2 separate regions of the Homo sapiens genome follow, and region 1 is linked to region 2. Evidence: chromatin loops called from intact Hi-C (ENCODE). Cell type or tissue: endothelial cell of umbilical vein. All regions are shown on one strand. Each heading gives the region's core, and the rest is flanking DNA. Links, peaks and the distances in the headings are about the cores only. Region 1 overlaps NFATC2 (nuclear factor of activated T cells 2). Region 2 has its middle 21 kb from the start of NFATC2.

Region 1 (8,000 bases), core at 1-8,000, 70 kb after region 2:
AGGGACAGAGGAGGGATGATTGAGGTGTGAGTTAGAGTCCCCTTCAGATGGCATGGTGGCATGTAGACCCAGCCAGTGCATGGGACGTGAGCTCTCTTACACCTGGGGGTGTGCATGTGGGTGTTTACTATTGGCTTCAAACACAGAAAGTGACAAAATTGAACTCCACGAATTTGTAAGAGGGAGTGAGTCAATTTTCCTTGGTCCCGGCAAACTCCATGCTTGCTAAAAATGAGTGCTGTAGAATTTATTTGCCTTCTGTCATCAAAGAAAACCCAGGTTCAGAACTGGATAAGACAGTTCCCCAGAGAGGACAGATGATCTGTCTGTACTCACACATCAACAAGTTCTCTCTTGGGCATTTACGATGGAATGTGTCCCCCTCACCCCTTTAAATTATGGAGAAGCTGTGTTCTCTTTGAGGTGAATATGCGGTCACACAAGTCTTTTTAAGAAAGGAGGCTTTCCAGCCATGTGTGCTGGCTCATGTCTATAATCCCAGCACTTTGGGAGGCTGAGGTGGGTGGATCACTTGAGCCCAGGAGTTCAAGACCAGCCTGGGCAACATGGTGAAATCCCGTGTCTACAAAATAAAACCCAAAAATTAGCTGGGTGTGGTGGCACGTGCCTGTTGTCCCAGCTACTCCAGAGGCTGAGGGGGGAGAATTGCTTGAGAACAGGAGGCGGAGGTTGCAGTGAGCTGAGATGGTGCCACTGCACTCCAGCCTGGGTGATGAGTGGGAAGCTGTCTAGAAAAAAAATAAAATGAGGTTTAGGGTCTAGCTGGGATTCTGGCTCTGCTGAGCTGGGTTGGTTCTTACTTTGCCCCCACCTGGAGGCAATTGCTGTAGCACAATGCCCATGTTGGGATTGGGTGTCCACTTGGGGGCTGTGCTGACCTCCTTTCCAAGTGTGGATGACTAGCAGGAGGGGGACACACCAGCTGGCAGTCACGTTCAGGACAGTATGTGACCATCACCTTGGTAGTGGCTTTTCTCAGTGGACAGAGGACCTCAGAGCTGGAGCCCAGGGTTTTACCGGGGATTCAATAATCCTTAAGAAGTCAGAGTTGAGCTTTCCCCTCTTACGACAAACTTCATTTCCTGTTTCATCAAAAAGTTCTTCCTGGCAAACTGTGGCTTCTCAGCCTGTCACCTCTCTGCCACGGGAGGTGAGAACCTCTCCCATGCTGTGAGATGACTGAGCCGCGGCCTTGTTTATGGAAGCCAAGTGCCAGTCCCTCAAGGCGCGTGGGTTCTCAGCCCTAGGATTCAGGATGGAGCCGTGTTCAGCTCTGGGCAAGGGTAGGATGCTGACTCTGTGCACAAAGACCTGCACGTAGTAGTAGCAGAAGAAAAGGGCCTTGGGGCCTTAAATAAAGGTGAGGAGTGGGGAGCCCCTCAAGAGCGAAGTGTGAGGGAATTACTGACGTGTGCCGCATTTCCACTTGAAAGTAAAATAAAAATGTTTAAACAAAGAGGAAATAGGAGGAGCAGGTGTAGCAGAAAAGCCACCAGCCAGGGAAGCCGCCAGATTTGCTTTTGATTTCCAGTGGCACCCGCCCTGTGCCGGACACCTTAGGCAGCTGACTTAGCCTCTCTGAGCAAACCCATGGAAATTCAGTGCCTGGTGCCCACTCCGCGTGGAGAAGGAGGGGAGCACTGGGGTCCTGTCCTTCCTCATGTCCACATTCAAAAGAGGACTCATAACCAAGCAAAGTAACGGTGACCGAGCTGCCTGAGATGGCTTGGAGGAAGGTCTGAAATGGGTGACGATGGTGGCGATGATGGTAACTGTTGACGCTCACTGAGCACCCACTCTTTGCCAGGCACTGTACCCATTATATCGTCTAATCTTTGCCACAGCTCATGGGGCATGGGATGGGCATCTGTTATTTTCCCCTTTGCAGAGGTGAGGGCTCAGAGGTGTGGCCAGCTTTCCGCAGCCCCAACCAGTCTCGGATCTGAGACTTGGTTGGTTCTGAGCAGGCTGATGGTCAAGGGTGTCACGTTCCGGGCTGGCTCTTTGCTAAGCGTTTGATGCCCATCACAGTGGGGAGCAGCTCTCTGGGGACATGGTGCTGAGGTTGCCACTGATGAGAGGATTGGACAGGGACCAAGCTGCTCTCAATGTGATCGACTCTGTTCCTGTCTCTCAGCATGCCCCGCCTCTCAGGGAATAGGCCCAGTGGGGTTTCCCTGCGGTGACGTTGAACCAGTGTCTGCTGCATTCGAGGGGCCTCAGATGGAGCTGCTATCTGAATCCAGGGCCCCGGTGAGTGAGACTCATAGTCGGGGTGGAAAGGTGCTCAAGTAATGAGAGGCTTTCTTTTATCGTAGATTCACTGTGTCAGTCTGGGACATTCCCTCTGTAAATGGGAGGTGCCTAGAAGATCAAAATCATTTCTCTAGCATGTTGTCAATTTCACATCACTCAGTTGCAATGTGAGGTCGCCAATCCCCATTCTATGCCCATAACAGCCCCATGAGAAAACGACAAGAATTACAACAAGATGAAGGCCAACGTTTACTGAGCGCTTACTATGTGTCGCCACTGGTTCTAAGAGCTGTGCTTATACCAATTCATTGGGTCCTGGCAACTCTATGAAATGTACAAGTGCTTTTTTCTATGTGACACATGTGTCAAAGAGTCAGAGTGACCTGCCCAAGGTCCACAGCCAGCGAGTTCAGCAGTTGGGACTTGAGCTTGTGTCTGCCGACTCCCTAGCCCCCAGTCTAAACTGTTGGACCCCACTGCTCTGGAATCTTCTTCTCCTGGTTTCCTGATGGCAAAACTGGGACCCAGATGGTTCTAGTGGATTTGCAGATGCCACATGGTTCACCAGAGGCCCAGGCTGGGAGGCACACGATCGCATCCTCCTGGAGCCTCTGGCCCCAAGCTGCAAACTCCAATGCTGACGCTACAGTTCCATGAGCCCGTGGATACGTCGCTGACCGAGGAACCCAGGGCGACATGAAAGGAACACGCTTGGCCTTGACAGGCCCAGCCCCGGCCGGCGCTCACTTGGAGGCAGTTGAAAGGAAAACTGCGATAAGGGGCTGCTTTATCACGCCTCTTGACAGGCCGAGCTTCCTCCCTTGTGTGGCGTGAGCCTTAAACCTCTTCCAAGTCGCCTGGCATGGAGCCCCGGCCGCCTCCTGCTCCCCAAGGGCTGGAGCGGGGAGCCCATTAGCCAGTGGGAGTGGGAGCGGGCCCGGGCGGGTGCCAGCCCTTTGAAGCCGCGCAGAGGGCCCCGCACAGTCCCCTTATCTTGGCTGGTGGTGTTCCTCGGCCGGAAAAGGGAAGCACAGAGAGGAAAAGCTTTCCCCTGTGGCTTTTGTGTTTGGTTCGCATTAAATGAGGCTGGGCGGGGTTTTTGTTGTTTGTTTTCCAACTTTTCAGCGAAAGGATGACGGATGACGTTTAGCGCAGCAGGCGCCCACTTCTCTGGGGTGGCGTGCCCATGTCATGCCGCACTCACGCACACTCCTGCCTGTTGATTGCGCAGTCTCCTCTGTGTCTTTTCTAGAAGCTGGGGGGCTGCCCAGGTCGTCCTGAGAATAGCGGCGGGGTGCGGCGGGGCTCGGTGGTGCCAGCGGGTGGAGGCTGTGAATCCATTCACTCTGAGGCCCTGGCAGCCAGGGACCTCGTCTAGACAGGAAGATGTGTGTGATGGGATTTAAAGATGAGGCTCTCCCTCCTGCTGGGGCGAGAAGGCTCTAGGAGCCTTGGGGCCGAGGTGATTTGGTTTGTAGGATTTGCGCATTTCTGGGATGTGCAGGGATGCGGCTTTCTCCAGATCTAAGGGGAGCCCGGGCCAGTGAACAAGGGGTGTTCATGGCACTCCGGGGGCGCGGGGCTGGGGGTATGTGTGTGCAGGCCAGACCATAGCAGGGTCCTCATAAGCTTTCACAGGGAGTAGGGCTGGGGCAAGGGGTGTGTGTGTGTGTGTGTGTGTGTGTGTGTGTGTGTGTGTGTATGTGTATGTGTGTGTTGGTGGGGGTGGGGCTGTTCTCAACGAGCAGATGTGAAAATCAATGGGAGAAGAGAGTAAGAGATGGGCAGACTGCAATCTGAGTAGTTATGCACCTAAACAGATGCACACAGAGACCTATGGGTGCCCAGGAGTGTCCTGGAGCCCGTTTTCGTGGCCTTGTGAGAGCTGATTTTTAAAGTTCCAGGAACTCTGTTACATGTTGTTCTGACCTATGTGCCTGAGGTCATAGGCATCCGTGTATCCACATGGCGGAGGTAGCACGTAATGGTGCCGCTGCACTTCTCCTCCCAGCTCCATATACAGTATCGTCACACCGGGAGCTGGAAATCAGCCACTGTGGGAGTGTTGACACCGTGGAAATGGGCAAACACTGCAAAGCAAGCTTTCTGTCTTGGAGAACTGGTCGTTGAATATTTCCTGGTCTACCATTGCATACCTCACAGGCACAGCGCATGCAAACCCAGAGCAAGGAAGACAGACAGACGGGCTACCTGAACGAATGCCACTTTTTAGTTTTGGGAAAATACATTACATTTTTATACATTGGTTGATTTCCCTCTTCTTTTTTTTTTTTAACCTTGTCCATTTTATGCATGTGGAAGAATCACTCAGAGATAGGGCCATGGCTTCACCAAGCTGCAGAAGGGGTCATTGGTGCAAAAAAAGGTTAAAAATTTGTGCCCTGGAGCCAGGAGATGATTTTCCTTTTCTAGTCCTCTCTCTGAATACAGGACATTCTCCTAGCTTGTGGGCAGGCAGTGGTACTTTTTCTCTCCTGGTAAAGAGTCCTTAGCAGACCTCCTTGGGTCCTTTTGCAGAGGTTTGCTGAGCACCTCTTGTGTCTGGGCACTGACCTGGGTGGTTTTCTTAATCATCCCTTGATGATCTACTGGCTTTGGAGATGGTGGCTTCCCATCTTGGGGCTCCCCAAACCCAGTGCTTCAGCACCTCCTCTGCTGTACTTTGAATGCCAGTCCTGTGCTCTGCAAACCATGGTTCCCTGGGAAAGGAGCATGTTGATTAATGTTGTGTTACTTAGTCAGCATTTTTAACATTTATAATTATTTTATTTTTAAATTTTTTTTTATGTTACCCAAGCTGGTCTCAAACTCCCGGGCTCAAATAACCTTCCTGTCTCACTCTCCCAAGTAGCTGGGACTACAGGCATGTGCCACCGTGTGTAGCTGCTATAATTATTTTAATGGCACCTTTATTTCATTGTGTATTTATGCACACATTTGATTTCCTGCTGGTGATCCTGGTTTCCTATTTATGGCAGCAACATAAAGTTTCTTTCAAGATAAATTTCTGTAAGTAAAGATATGAATTTAAATTGTGGAGAGATTCAGTAACCAACAGTCCAGTAGAAGATCAGGAATAAGGCTGGAAAATGACTGAGGTTGGGGAACAGTGGTGTGTCCATTTGTGGCTGTGTATTCTTCCCTCTTTAGAGACTACAGGAACAGAAGATCGTATAGTTGTCAAGAGAATGGGTCTTGGAGGTAGACCTGCCGTGTTGGAATCCTGGCTTCTCTCTTCTTAGCTGCATGACCTTGAACAAACTAATTTCTCTGAGCCTCAGTTCCCTCTTGTTTAAAATTATAATACCTCTCTCATAGCGTTGCAGTGAAGATTGATAGATATCATAGTGAAGATTGATAGATATCATACATCACAATGCCCTGTATTTAGCAAGCACGCAATACATTATTAGCTGTCATTGTTGTTGTTATTATGATTAATTATAGCATCTCCCTATTATCCAGTTTTCCCCAGCATGGCCCTTTTTGTGAATAGGCAGAACTTAACAAATATTTGTTGACTTGAATTGAATTTTAAATGTTTAGAAAGCTGCCAGGCCTGGCACCTTTTAACCAGGAAAAAGCAATTCGGAAACCAGACAGAAAGTAAGCAGCAATTTTATTTCTAGTGAGGACCATCGTCATTCCTGCGTGTGTCAGACAGTCGTCTTTCCCCACTTCACCTCTCCTCTTGGGAATACCTTTCTAGACGTTCTTTTGGATTGTGAGTAAGAGGATGAGAACATTTGCAGACTGACTTGGGTGTCATTACTTGGTATGTTTCTGAGCAGTTGAATCATCTGACTCTTTGTACATGGCAGTTTCTTTCAGATTCTCTTTTGGCACTGGCTTTTCAGAGAAATCATTGTTTTTGAAGCCTTTGGTAAAGCAGGCCGGTGCACGTATCCATGTGCCATTTGTACCTTGAGTTTGTTTAACCAGAAGCCGCCTAGACATGGTTGTCTTACTGTCTTTGCAATGCAGTTGAGAAGAAGTTGAATGAAGGAGTGGGGGACTTGATGTGATGCTGATGGGCTGATGAGTCCTTCAATTAGACTTAGGTTTAATTACCTCTAACAGAAAACCCCAAATAACAGTTGCTTCTCATCTAAGAATGTAGAAAATCTAGAGATGGGTAGTCCAAAGTGCTATGAAGTCATTAGGAATCTGGGTTCCTTCTTACCTCCTGTTCAACTCCAGGTCACCTCAGGGTTCAAAATGATTGCTGGGGCTGCAGCTACCACCTCTATACTCCAAGCACTGGAATTCCAAGGAAGGAGGGAGATAGGGCCAAAGGGGCCCCCCTCACCATCTTGGTGAGCTTCCTCCCAGGAACTCTTCTGCAAGTCATCTGCACACTTCTTTTTTTTGAGACAGTCTCACTCTGTTGCCCAGGCTACAGTGCAGTGGCACGATCTTGGCTCACTGCAACCTCTGCCTCCTGGGTTCAAGCGATTCTCCTGCCTCAGCCTCCTGAGTAGCTGGGATTGCAGGCGCCCGCCACCCTGTCTGGCTAATTTTTGTATGTTTAGTAGAGACGGGGGTTTCGCCATGTTGGCCAGTCTGGTCTTGAACTCCTGACCTCAAGTGATCCGCCTGCCTTGGCCTCCCAAAGTGCTGGGATTACAGGCATGAGCCACTGCGCCCAGCTTGAATGTAATTCTTTATGCACTGGGAAGCCATGGGGGGATTTTAAGTAGGGAAGTGATAGGATCTCATTTGCTTTTAAAAGATCCCTCTGGCTGCTTGTGGAGATTCTATTCAGGATAGGGACAAGGGACAAGGCAGAAATTAGCGAGAGGCTGGATGCAGGGGTCCAGGTGAGAGATGACAGTGCTGGGACCCAGGGAGGTTGATGAGAACGTGAAAAGTGGGAGGATCTGGGGTGTTTCTTGAAGGTCCCGTTGAACAACACTTTCTGATGGACAAGGGATAGGGTTTCAGTGCAGATTTTCTGTTTCCCCTCCTCATAAATGTTAGCTTAATTTAAGAATGTTTCTCAATAGGAGTGATTTCGTGTCCCAGGGGACATTTAGCAATGTCCAGAGACTTTTTTGTGCATCACAGTTGGGAAAAGGGTGGCTGCTGCTACCTACTGGGTAGAGTCCAGTGATGCTGACAAACACCCTACAATGCCTGGGGCAGCCCCCGACAAGAAAGACTTATTTGGCCCCCAAATCAATAGTCCACACTGGCCAATAGTGCGAAGGTTGAGAAATCCTGATTTACTGGTTTCTTACTCCAATGTCTTAAATTCTGGGATTATGATAATCCCACATGTTACCATCCATCCAGAGAAGCACCCGATTCTTCACCAAAGGAATGTGTATTAATAATCCTGAAGGACAGCCTTCAGCTTAATCTTCTTTCCTGAGAGGCACTTTGCTGCGTGAATGACTAAACGGAGGAGTGAATGAACTTGGGAACGGCCCCGATGAAGAGGTGAGTCAGACTGGCTCAGCCCACAGGCTTCCATCATGTTTATGGAAGCCAGGCCCCATACGCTCCACATAAGAACGGGCCCCTTGTTCCTGAATGATGCGTTTTGTTGATCTGCCAGTGGGTCCCGCCTCTCCCCAGGTCACCGACAGAGCCCGTCTCAGCGCCGTCTCGCCGTGCTGAGTCTAAGAGTTATGCAGAGAGCCCTCCAAAAACCCACCCTTTGAAATGAAAGAAACTGGATCTTAAAATCCCAAAATAGA
Region 2 (12,364 bases), core at 4,365-12,364:
GAGATGAGTCATAACCAAGTAAACAAACAGATGAGACAATTTCATATTGTGTTATTCACTCAACAAACATTTTTGAGGTCCGACCGTATGCCAGGCATCATTCTAGGTGCTGAGGACACGGCAGGGAATAAAACAAAGTTCCTGCCTTCGTAGAGTTGATATTTTAGTTGGGAGGCAAAGGAGACATAGAATACACAAATGAATATGTAATTTATTTGTGGTAAGTGATAAATGCTATAAAGAAATATGACAGGGCGTTGGGACTGAGATTTGTGGGGTGGGGTTGAGCTTCAGGGCAGAGGAACCTATTTCAGAGGTGAGGGTCATGGAAGAATGCATTCACAGGATGGCATTTAAACTGAGGCTGAGAAGATGGAAGAAGCCAGCCATAGACATGTAGGGACAAAGGGTCCCAGGCCAAAGGGAAGGAAGCACAAAAGCCAGGAGGTGTCTGGCTCATGGGGAGTAGATGGGAGACCAGATAGGTGGGTAGGGCCGGACCTCAGAGGCCGTTGCATTCGTTTTCTGTTGCTTCCCCCTGGACATTGTAGCTTAAACGAGCAAGTATTTATCATCTCATAGTTTCTGTGGCTCAGGAACAGATTAGTTGGGTGGTTCAGGGTTTTTCCTGAGTCAAGCCATTGGCTGTGGCTGCAGTCATCTGAAGGGTTGACTGAAATGCGGGCTGTGGGCAGGAGGCCTCAGTTTCTTACTACATGGGCCTCTCCAAAAGGCTGCCTGTGTGTCCTCACAACACGGCAGCCAGCTTCCCCCAAGGTGGGTGATCCAAGACAGCAGTGCAGAAGCCACACATCTTTTATGACCTAGACTTGGAAGTCATACATCTCATTTCTGCAGTAGCCTTGTGTTGCCCATTTAGGAGGGCATGGCCCAGGAGCAGGAACACCAAGGTGGGAGCCACTAGGACCCTCTAGAGGCTGGCTACATCAGCCTTGGTGAGGAATTGAATTTTATTCTAAGAGGGATGGGGCACTTCTGAAATGGTATATTTGGTTGAGCTGGGTGATAAAGCATGACAGGTGTTTGTAGTGGCAAGATGATAGTAACTGTAGCTACCATTATTGAGCACCTACTGTGTACTGGGCACTGTGCTTAGTGCTTCATCAGATACATTGGCCTCTCAGATGCTCATATCTCCCTGTATTAGTCCATTTTCATGCTGCTGATAAAGACATACCCAAGACTGGGCAATTTACAAAAGAAAGAGGTTTAATTGGACTTACAGTTCCACGTGGCTGGGGAAGCCTCATAATCATGGTGGAAGGCAAGAAGGAGCAAGTCACATCTTACATGGATGGCAGCAGGCAAAGAGAGAGATTGGGCTGGAAAACTCCCCCTTATAATACCATCAGATCTCGTGAGATTTATTCACTATCATGAGAACAGCATGGGAAAGACCTGCCCCCTTGATTCAATTATCTCCCACCAGGTCTCTCCCACAACACGTGGGAATTCAAGATGAGATTTGGATGGGGACACAGCCAAACCATATCACTCTAAGAAGTAGATGTAGCTCCATTTTATAGATGAGGAAGCTGAGACTTCTCCCTAAGAAATGTTATCCAAGGCAAGACTGGGAGGCCACTAGAATTACCCAAGCACAGAGAGGAGCTTGAGGGTGGGAGGAGAGAGAGAACAGCCTAGCGGAAAGCCTGGAAGTGAGGAATAACAGGGAGAATTGGCAGGGGGTGGGGTGCTGAGTATTTCAGTAGGCAGGGGTGTGGAGTTGAAGGGTGTAAGAGGTAAGTGGTGGTGAGACTAGAGAAGGTGGGTTAGATTTTATAGGTCATTGGTCACATATGGGATTTTGAACTTTACCCGCAAGGTAATTGTGATTCAGTGGAGGATGACATGGTCACATGTCCCCTTTAGAGTCTAAAGCTGAGAAAATATCACATTGGTTGTGCAGGAAAGAATAGACCTCAGGGAAGGAACAGGAGAGAAGAGGAGGCGAAGAGGCCGAAGAGTCACCAGGAGAGAGATGTTGATGGGGGTCCTGGCAAGGCTGGTATTGTGGAGAGGAAGAGAAGTGACCTACCTAGAATAACAAGGAACATTTATAGAGCAATTGCTATGTGGTAGGCATTAACTCATTAAATCCTCCCGACAATCTTAGGATGGTCATTTTACAGAGGAGGAAACTGCAGCACAGAGAGGTTGTGCAGCTTTCCCAAGGTTGCACAGCCGGTAAGTGGCAGAGATTGGAACCCCAGCCACCTGGCTCTCAAGTGTTTTCTCAATCGCTCTGAGAAACTGGCCTCTCAAGTTGTCTAACCCAGGGCTGCCCAAGAGAACTTTCCACGGTGATGGAAATGTTCTGTTCTGTGCTGTCCAATTTGGTAGCCACCAGCCACGTGTGCTTTTGAGCACTTGACATATAGCTTGTGCAACTGAAGAATTGACACCTACATTTTATTTAATTGTTAATTATTTAACATTTTATTTTAGTTATTTTTATTTTTAAATTTTTTTGAGACAGAGTCTCGCTCTGTCACTCATGTTGGGGTGCAGTGATGCAATCTCAGCTCACTGCAACCTCCGCCTCCCGGGTTCAAGTGATTCTCCTGCCTCAGCCATCCAAGTAGCTGGGATTACAGGTGCCCGCCACCATGCCCAGCTAATTGTAATTTTAGTAGTGACGGGGTTTCACCATGTTGGCCAGGCTGGTCTCGAACTCCTGAACTCAAGTGATCCTCCCGGCTCAGCCTCCCAAAGTGCTGGGATTACAGGTGTGAATCATCACGCCCTGCAATTATTTAAAATTTTAATGGCCACGAGTGAATTTGAGAGATTTTTCCGAGGGAAGATGTTCAGAGCTGGGAGATCTATCTGTAAGATGTGGCAATGGAAGGGGAGGATGTTCAGGAATGGCAACCACCAGGTTCCAGCTGGGAGGGTGGAGACCCCTGGTCAGAGCTCACCAGGATGCACTGACCAACTTCCGTGAATACCTCCAGCATTTCCAGCCCACGTTCCTGTTGCTGCTGTTGATCACTACTGCTCGTTCGGCCTTGTGGTGTCCTTGTCAACCAAGTAGGAGGCAAGGACTATGACTTCTAATTGTGTCCTCACCCCACCCCCACCACTTAGCCTGAGCCATGCCCATGGAATAAGCCTGGCAAACAGATATTTGATAGGGAGCTTCTCGGAGCAATTCAGAAAACACCCGAGAGCCAGGTGGCTGGGGTTCCAATCCCACCTCTGCCACTTACTGGCTGTGCAACCTTGGGAAAGCTGCACAACCTCTCTGTGCTGCAGTTTTCTCCTCTGGAAAATGATCATCATAAAGTTGTCATCAGGATGTAATGAGTTAATGCCTACCATATAGCAATTGCTCTATAAATGTTCATTGTTATTCTAGGTAGGTCAATAAACCTTTCGGACACCTGCGTTGGTCCTACTTTCTATGTATGAGACATGTAGAAATCTAGAACAATTCTCAACTGCCATCTACATTTCAGCCAGGAAGGGGTTGACAGTCAAGGGGACCTATTGGCACAGAGATAACACTTGAGCGATGCAAAGAAGGGCCCTCACCTAAGCTGCCCTAGTCCTTTTAAATAACCCTGGTGTTGAATCAGTTGTTTGGGGCAGCATCACTTAAGTGGTGTCTCAGCAGAAATACCTGTGTTTCTGATTTATGAGGCTGATGGAGGGAAGAGAATCTAATAAAAGGCTTCCCCGGTGATTCAAGGTCTCCTCCAACCCAGATGTCTCTGCAGCCTCCCTGGACCATTCCCCCTACGGCCACCTGGACGCCTTCTATTTGCTTTGATTCAGTTTCTCTTTTGCTTTTTCCTTACTTGCTGGTGCATTCCCACCCCAGCTGAGAGCCTCTATTTTTGGGAGTTTTCGTGGATAATTTAGTGGGCAGAAGCTCCCCACCCACCCCCCTTGGAGCATCCCTTAAAAAAGGGAGAGTGCTCGAGAGAAGTGAAAAACAGTGGGTGGTTCAGTTCAAAAGGACAAAATATTTCTTGCCCTGGCACTGGGAGAGGAAAGAAATTGTCTGAGGAACCAAAGGACGGCTAAACTAAGAAGCCGAAAGCTGCAGCCCAGAAGGGCAAATTAGGTGACTCAGCTGCAACTGCCCCGGCTCCAGCCCTTGTAGTATTAATGTGCTTTAAAAGGGAAAAACGCTTAACCGTGACAAAGAGTGGGCTCTATAAAAATGTGGCTAATGCTGATTCTATCGAGTTCCAAAAGACATCCCCTGCTCAGCAGCTCTGGGCACCTGTGGAGTTGGGGAATCGCCTCAGAGGCCTGAGTTGGGTGGGACTGAGTCTAAATTTATCCCCGATAATGAGTCCGCCAGAGGAGGGCCCAGCAAGCTTGTTTCCTTTCTCGCTTCTGGCCTCTAAAACCTCGGTACCAAGGGAGGATTCTGGGAGGCAGGGGATATGGTGCCAAGAACACAGGCTTTGTTGCCAAACAGAGCTGGGTTCAACTCTGGGCCGTCCATTTACTGGCTGTGTGCACATCAACTTGTAGAGCCTCAGTTTGCTCATCTGTAAATGGGGCTCACAGCATCAAGCTCAATGGGAGGGTGAAAGGAAACAGACCTTGCCAAGCTTGTCTGATGCTCTGGACATGGCAGTTGTAGGGAGCCCTGGAGAGGAAGGGCATGAATGCCGAGTCTAATAATCCTACTCCTGGCTTAATCACTACTCATTTCTTGACTGTGGGAAGGTTTTCTTCAAAAAAAATTTTTTTTTTTTTTAGGATTTGTTATATGCTTTACTGTTCTTAGCACTTCAATTAAAGAAACTCATTGAATCCTTATAGCAAGTCTTTAAGGAGGGTATTCCTAGTGTCCCCATTTTACAGAGTGGGGTGAGTGATGCCATGGCAAAGCCAACCATCTGACTGTAGAGCCTGAGCTCTAAATGGCCTCTCAGGTTGTCTAACCCACTACTGCCCAAGAGGACATTCTACGGTGATGGAAACATTCTGTTCTGTGCTGTCCAGTTTGGTAGCCACCAGCCACATGTGGGCTTTTGAGCACTTGACATATGGCTTGTGCAACTGAAGAACTGACACCTACATTTTATTTGTTAATTATTTAATATTTTAATAGCCACATGTGGCTAGTGGCTGCCATATCGGATGGCACAGGGCTAACCCCTTTCAGCTTTAGTCTATTACTTTGCAGTGGGATTGTGAGTGGGAATTTATAGATGACTCTAGCTCAGGGCCTGGCACCTAGTAGGTACTGAGGTGAGGGGTTGCCATTCATAGTGTTACTAAGTGTAGTAACTGTCTGCAGAAGACAATGGTTAGCAGGCTTCCTTGGTGTCTGGATACTGGCAAAAGGAAGTTGAGTTTCATTCACGCCTGGGATGACCAACCTGTCCCAAGTTCCACCTTGGGTGGAAGGTTCCACCTTCTCAGCTTTAAAACTGAAAGTCTTACATTCTAGGAGCCCCCTCAATCCCAGGCAAACCAGGAAGGTTGGTCACCCTGTTCTTGCTTCAGATGGTTGGTGAAGGAGGCCTCAGGGAATGAGTCTTCCTCAATAGGCTCCACTGAAAAGAATCCTCTCTACGCCCTTAAAGGCTGCACCCCAGAATTTGCCAAGTAAATCAACAGGCAAGCCACCTGCCTTCTATGTGCCTCAGTTTCCCTTTTGGAAAGTGGGAGAGAGGATCCCCTCCTTGCAGGGTGGTTGCAAGAAATTTGGTGGCGCCACGATTTTTGAGTTACTCGAGAGTCAGTGAGACTTCCCTACCTTGAATTCCTTGGCACACAGTAGGTGGACAGATAATGGCTGCTCTCTGGGGGAGCAGCATTACTTAGACTGTCCTGCTGGAGGCCACCCTGGTTGAGGCAGGCTTGAAGAGAGTCCCCTGGGCGGGGCTGGGGGTGGGGCTTTCTCAGGCGCAGTTCCAGCTGGTCTCTGTGGGCCAGCATCTATCTCCAGCAGGAGTGGTTATGTCTGCGAGCTGCCCAGTGAGGCTATTGTGGGCCAGTACTGGAAAACAGAGTGGTCCCACGGATGGAGCCAGCTGCCTCTCGATGCCTCTTTAAGTTCAAGTCTCTCTGTAAGAGCGTGCGGGGGGAGGGGGGGTGTGTATGTGATGAGTCACCAGCCTTGGTTGCTATCCACAATTTTATCAGAGCTCACAACAGTATCTGAAGTCCATTTTCAAAGCCAGCTTTATCTTTGGGCTCAGAATTTCCCACCCTGCAGGCAGGTGAAGAGGCAGACCTAGTCCAAGTCCAGAAAAGGCATCTTGACCGCTGCACCTCTCCCTCTCCCCCTCCCCACGGACCTTCTGGGGGTCTCGTGGCCTATTGCTGTGAACCATGCGTGGCATCGCAAGGACTTTCTTCTGGACACTGTGCAAAGTTCATGATATCCTTTCTCTTTATTTTCCTGTTTATTCAGAGCATGTGTAAACACATGGGTTGCCTGGTTTCAGCTTCTCTTTGGCCATTTCATTATTTCTGGAGCCTCTGAGCATCACTGGAAACCTTGGATTTTCTAAATGAATCTAAAAATAAACTCTTTGAAAAAAAATTCTCGAAGTTGGAGAGTTGACACAAGGCACCGTTATTTATTTCTTTTCCTTCCTCCTCCTTCTCCTCTTCCTCCTCCCCACCATCCTTGAACACACAAAAATCTGGGCAGCCAGAGGCCGTGAGGGACTGGGAAGGGCCCCTGGGCAAACGTCCAGGAGCTTGGACAACCTGGGGTGTTGATTTGAACCCTGGGCAGCTTTCTCCAAGAGGCGCCCGCTTGGCAAATGGGGGGCTTGGGAGTCTCGGGCTTGATTTATGAAAAGCTGCCACGGGCCAGGGAAGGCGGTGGCTGGGCACTCCTTGCAAACAGCCGCCTGGAGCTCCTGCAGGGCTGACTTGGACACTCGCACGCCCCCACCCCCTTCTTCTCGCCGTCGCCCGCTTCGCTCCCTCTCCCAGACTTTTCTCCCGAACAATCAGGGACTTGTGCTGGCGGCCGAAGGAGCCACGGAGCTGGCTGGCCGCGGAGGAGGCGACGTCATGGATTCCTGAGTGTGAAGTTTGCAGGAAAGCCCTTAGTTTTGGAGATGGACGGGATCCAGTGGTTTCCATGGCGCTGGATAAACAGGAGGAAACAGTGAGGGAATCCCGTTATTTTACTGCATTGAAAGCCTATAAACACGGAGCGCGGGGAAGGAAGTCGCGTTGCCTCTGGAGTAAGCCGGATCGCGGAGCCGCGCCGACTCCGCCGAGCCGGGAGCCGGGAGGCGCGCAGCTCCCGGGTCGCTCCGAGGCTCCTCGGCCAGGGCAGCCCCGCGGGCACGCGGTAGAGAAGACGGCGTCCCCTCGGCTGCTGGTCGATACAAACAGATCCCCCTTTCCAAACACGCGCCAAGTCCCCGTGCCCTCCAGATGCAGAGAGAGGCTGCGTTCAGACTGGGGCACTGCCATCCCCTCCGCATCATGGGGTCTGTGGACCAAGGTAACTGACTCTCGATCCCTTCCAGCCTTTTCCGCTCGCTCCTCCCGGCCCTTTCCTGCTGCTCCCGTCCCGGGCAGCACTTTCAGCTCCCGGCAGAGGTCGGTGCGGGAGGCCTGGGGACCCCGCTCGCCCTCGGCGCACAGGTAGCGGGGCCCGCGGAGGGGCGCCCGCGCCCCGGCCAGGGAAGGGACACTTGGGAAGGCGACTTTGGACAACTTTACGCGGGGGCAGGGAAGTGTCCCAGGCCGGGATTCCCTAGGCCAGTCTGTCGGGAGGATTTTCCTCTCCACGGGACACCGGGAGGGATTCTCGCTACTAACCGCTGGCTGTTTAACCGTTTCAGCACTCGGCTTTTGACAGCAAATGCCATAACGCTGCAGTATTATTATTATTACTTTTTTTTCTTTTAAGAGAACAGGCTTGGCATTTTACTATACAGCAAGTATAGTAAGGAAGACTTTGCTTTCTAACAGTTACAGCAGCAGCGGATGCTCTGGGACATTTAAACTATTTTCTTCCCCCTTTTTGATGTGCCTGCTGGATAGAGTCCTCCAGCTACCCCTTTAAAGTGCAATGTACCATCAGTTTGTTTGGGGATCTGATTACACTGTACTTTCCCTGTTTCTGCTTCTTTCCCCCTTCTCTTGGATTTAGTCCTGGTATCACACCACTTGGATCTTATGGGAGGGGGTTAACTATAAGGAGCATAAGATATGAAAATGTCCCATCTGGTCGGGATTGCGGAGGGGCTTTGGCTCCACAATAACGAATCGGTCTTTAAAAGTGGAAATGGGCAAAGCGTTGTGTTTTTCAGAGGGGAGCACTGCGTTGGGGGCTGCAGGGCCTGGCTGCCAAGTGGGAGGGGCTTCGAGAGTTAAGTGAAATAAATTCGCGGAGGAGGAGTTAGCCTCCTGTCATAAAATCAGAGTTGAATGTAGGTTTTGTGCTTTGCGTGGCTGATTAAAGTTCGGGGTGTGGGGGTGGGGGGGGGAAGAAATGACAATTTCAGTAAATAAACCTGAGAGGCTTTTGCTTGCTTGCTTGCTTGCTTGCTTGCTTGCTTGCTTGCTTGCTTTCTTTCTTTCTTTCTTTCTTTCTTTCTTTCTTTCTTTCTTTCTTTCTTTCTTTTCTTTCTCTCTCTTTCTTTCTTTCTTTTCTTTCTCTCTCTTTCTTTCTTTCTTTTCTCTCTCTTTCTTTCTTTTCTTTCTCTCTCTTTCTTTCTTTTTTTTTTTTTTAACTAGATTGAAGCCAAATGCCTTGGGTTAGGTAAACGGTGTGCTTTGCCACGGCAGACCTCAATGACACATAGTTTTAGCTGAGCTGCGCTTTTGAAAGCAAGACCCTGCCAGGACTTCGAACGTTTTAACGGGTACCAGTTTATCCTGTCCTCTGCTAGTGGTCAAGCCTATGACATAATGGCAAAAAAAATTTACTGATATCGTATCATCTGTAAAAGCAATGCTCTCAGACAGAAGACAGATATATTAAGGGCGAGAAAGGGTTTTTACTGTCATAAATACTGAAACCGGGTGTTTGATGTTCTCGTGGTGGGGGTGGAGGTCAGCCTAATGCCAAATTTAGCTCCATTTGGAAAGAGAGAGAGAGAGAAAGAACTTGGATGAGAAACTGGGCTTCTGTTTTACTGTGTGATCTAACACAAGCCTCGAATTTTATTGAGGCTGCTAACTCTGTGCCCCAGGTGTATGAACTAGTTCTGCTAAGGTTTCAAAATGTGGGTATTTTGTGTGCGCGTGTTCAATAGCTACCCTCCCCAGCCCATGCTCATGCGTGCAGGGATTGTGGGTGTATGCACACCAGTGTGTGTGTGTGTGTACATGTGGGAGACAAGGGCACCAGATTGTTCCAGGCGAACCACACTTGGTCTGCCAAGGCAACTGGGCACATAGAATGCAGTTCCAGGCATCAGAGACAGCTGGCTTGACACAGGCTGATCCAAATGCTCCCACTATGCCCTGCACGGTGGTCTCTTGAGGGAAAGCCCAATATCCCATCCAATGGGTGGGGTCGTTAAATAGAGAAGAGAAATATTTGCATTTAAAAAAATTCCAAACTTTCTGCACAGAAAGCGGCATTGGCCCTGTGAAAAACTGAAGATCTGAAAGAGGTGTGTTCAGTTTTATCTGAGTGAGATGATGGAAAGTATTTCAGCAATAAACAAACCCAGGGTGAGCTTTGTTCTCTCCCAAACCCAGACTCCCTGCCTTCTGCTTCCATTAGAATTTCTGCTTGGCCACATCACAACTGTGTGATCTTGGGCAAGTGACTTAACTTCTCTGTGCCACACTTTTCTCATCTGTAAAATGGAGCCAATAATTATGTCTCTCTTCCAGGGTTGTTATGAGATTCAATGAGGTAAAACAGATAAGGCACCGAAAATGGTGTCTTGGTCATAGTCAATGCTCCATAAATATTAGCTACAAATCCTGTTATATTAAAGATGCAAAACAATAAACTGAGGCTGTGGAGAAACTGGATTTGACAGTAAACATTCTTTGAAGAGATGCAGTACTTTCTACTTTCCAAAGTACTTTTAAACTTACTGGAACTTTATAATGACACAGATAGGGTTAAGATCTTGGCTTGTGAAGCCTCAATTTTCTCATTTGCAAAAAGGAATAATGATAGTATCAACTTCATCGGATTGTCAAGAGCATCGTATGAAATGATGCATGTAAAATGCTCAGTTCTGTGCTTAACATGCAGTAAACACACACCAAATAGTATTGTCTGACAGTTGAGGATAGTGAGACCCGGCTTTGCCCAAGGTCACATAGCAGATAAGGAGCACAGTGACTGGCACACAGTGAGTGCTCAATTCCTGCCCTAGATGGTGACGGCAAACATAAATTTATCATTGACTGGAGTAGGACAAGGGGCTAAGTGCTCTGCAAGCATTAAGTCTTTTAATTGTTATAACACTGTAGATGATAAGTACTGCAATCATGGTCTCCTTCCTGGAGGAGGGGTTGGGCACAGAGATGTGTGGCAATGGGCCAAGTGTTATCCAGGAAGAAAGTGGTAGAGCCTTAATTTGAACTCTTCACCATATGCTCTGCTGTCTCTGAAACTCAATAACATCATCATAATTTTTTATACCATTTGACAGATGAGGTGACCGAGGTGGGACCAGAGCCTGGTTCTGGGATCTTTCCCCAATACCACGTTGTTCCCTGACATATGCTGGAAGGGAAAGAGACATATGGGAGGATGTGGAGGGTATAAGGCTTATTGCTAGAGGTGGTGAAACTGAGGCAGCAGCTGATTTGTGCTTTAGCGAGGGCTTCTTGCTTTGACTTCCCTCAGGGAAATGAAAGCATAAGGCTTCCACTCTTAGTAGAAGAAGAAAGTCCTCAGCCAGCCAGTGTGGCAGCTCCAAAGCCCATGCTGCTTTCTGTACTGAGAGCCCCTCCCAGGGACCCCTCCTCCTGGCTAGTCTTTCCCTTGCTACCCAGGAAGGGAAGCCCCTCCAGCTTGCAAGCCTCTCTTCTCAGACTCCAGAGAGAATCACACTTTCACCAGACACTCCCATGACTAACTTTATTAAGAACTTTCTTTGGCTAGATTACAAGCCCCCTGAGGCCAGGGATCGGGTCTCCTATTTCTGTGAGTCTCCACTGGGTCCCAGGTAACATTGCTACTATCCAAGAGGTTAACAGCTTGAGGTCTGAATCAGAGGTTCAAATCTTGGCCACTTGTATGAGTTACTTCACTTGTGCCTCAATTTCCCCATGTTATGAGTGATATTAATATTATCCAGAATAATATTTAGTAAATGTAACAACCAGATACAAACCAATCAGAACCATAGGAGCAGGGCCCCTAGACACTTCTCTGCTGGGCCAGGCTTTAACTATTTATTTGCTGAATTATGGGGAGGGTCCCAGGCAGTAGAAGTCTTTGGAGGGTGGTAGGAAGCAGGGGAAACAGCAAATAATCTATGGAAGTTCTCAATCCTTTAATAAACAATATAATCCGGAAGGTACCCATTCAAAAAATAATTGCGGTCATTACTATTGTATAATTTATTATTTCAACATTTACCTCGCCCCCCCCCAAAAAAACCAATGCCTAAATCCAATTACTAAATACTTTCTCATGCGTTTTCTCATTGGATAACTCACACTTAATATGTAAATGACTGATTATTTATACTTCCTGACTGGAAGAAGCCGGTCAAGTTTTTATTTTTTTATTTTTGAGACATGGTCTCACTCTGTTGCCCAGCATGAAGTGCAGTGGTGTGATCATGGCTCACTGTAGCCTTGACCTCCTGGGCTCAAGCAATCTTCCCACCTCAGCCTGCTGGGTAGCTGGGACTGGAGGGGTGCACCACCATACCTGGCTAACTTTTTAAATTGTTTGTAGAGATGGGGTCTTGCTATGATTCCCAGGCTGGTCTTGAATTCCTGGGCTCAAGTAATACTCCCATCTTGGCCTCCCAAAGTGCTGAGTTTACAGGCATGAGCTACCATGGCCGGCCAGGTTCCTATTTTTGTTCCTTTGCTAGAACAGGAATTTGAGAATCTCTGACTGCCCAGCCTGGATGGGAGGCCTCCTCTGGGCTCTGCTGGCCTCTGTCCTGTGCTGCTTGCATCCTGGTACTTATCACACTGATGGTAATTATCTGACTATTTGTCCATGTCCTCCAACAGATTTGAACTCCAGGAACCAGAAACCACACCTGTCTTGGTCACCACTGTATCTTCAGTGCTAGGAGAGTGCCTGGCACTTAGTAGGTGTTCAGTAATTCTTTTGGTTAAATGGATGGATGAATGAATGAGTTAGGAATGAGTGCAGCACAGGAGAAGTTCTGTGGCTTGTTAGGACCACAGCATTCGGACAAGCTGAAGGACCGCACTCTCATTGTGTCTCACTCTC

The links. A loop is a pair of places that touch in the nucleus more often than their neighbours do. Peaks named below come from ENCODE experiments on the same cell type or tissue, not always from the same donor. Only the 100,000 strongest peaks of a DNase experiment are listed, where the experiment ranks them.
Region 1: it touches region 2 in a loop (4-fold over the local background); 6 of 110 quality-filtered maps call a loop at or near these places.

The regions. Positions count from the first base shown.
Region 1 is chr20:51,487,856-51,495,855 of GRCh38, reverse strand. The region is part of intron 3 of NFATC2 (nuclear factor of activated T cells 2); the gene reads left to right. Among named protein-coding and RNA genes, the nearest start is that of MIR3194, 39 kb to the right of the region's middle. RefSeq lists enhancers at 6,816-7,316, 7,280-8,000. In endothelial cell of umbilical vein, for the core only: no CTCF peak of the experiment used is centred there; DNase peaks (open chromatin) are centred at 3,235 and 7,755; H3K27ac peaks cover 1,945 bases.
Region 2 is chr20:51,557,661-51,570,024 of GRCh38, reverse strand. It overlaps a transcript of NFATC2 not described here. Among named protein-coding and RNA genes, the nearest start is that of NFATC2, 21 kb to the right of the region's middle. In endothelial cell of umbilical vein, for the core only: a CTCF peak has its summit at 7,586 (motif pointing right); DNase peaks (open chromatin) are centred at 6,084, 7,074 and 8,194; H3K4me3 peaks cover 2,070 bases; H3K27ac peaks cover 2,241 bases.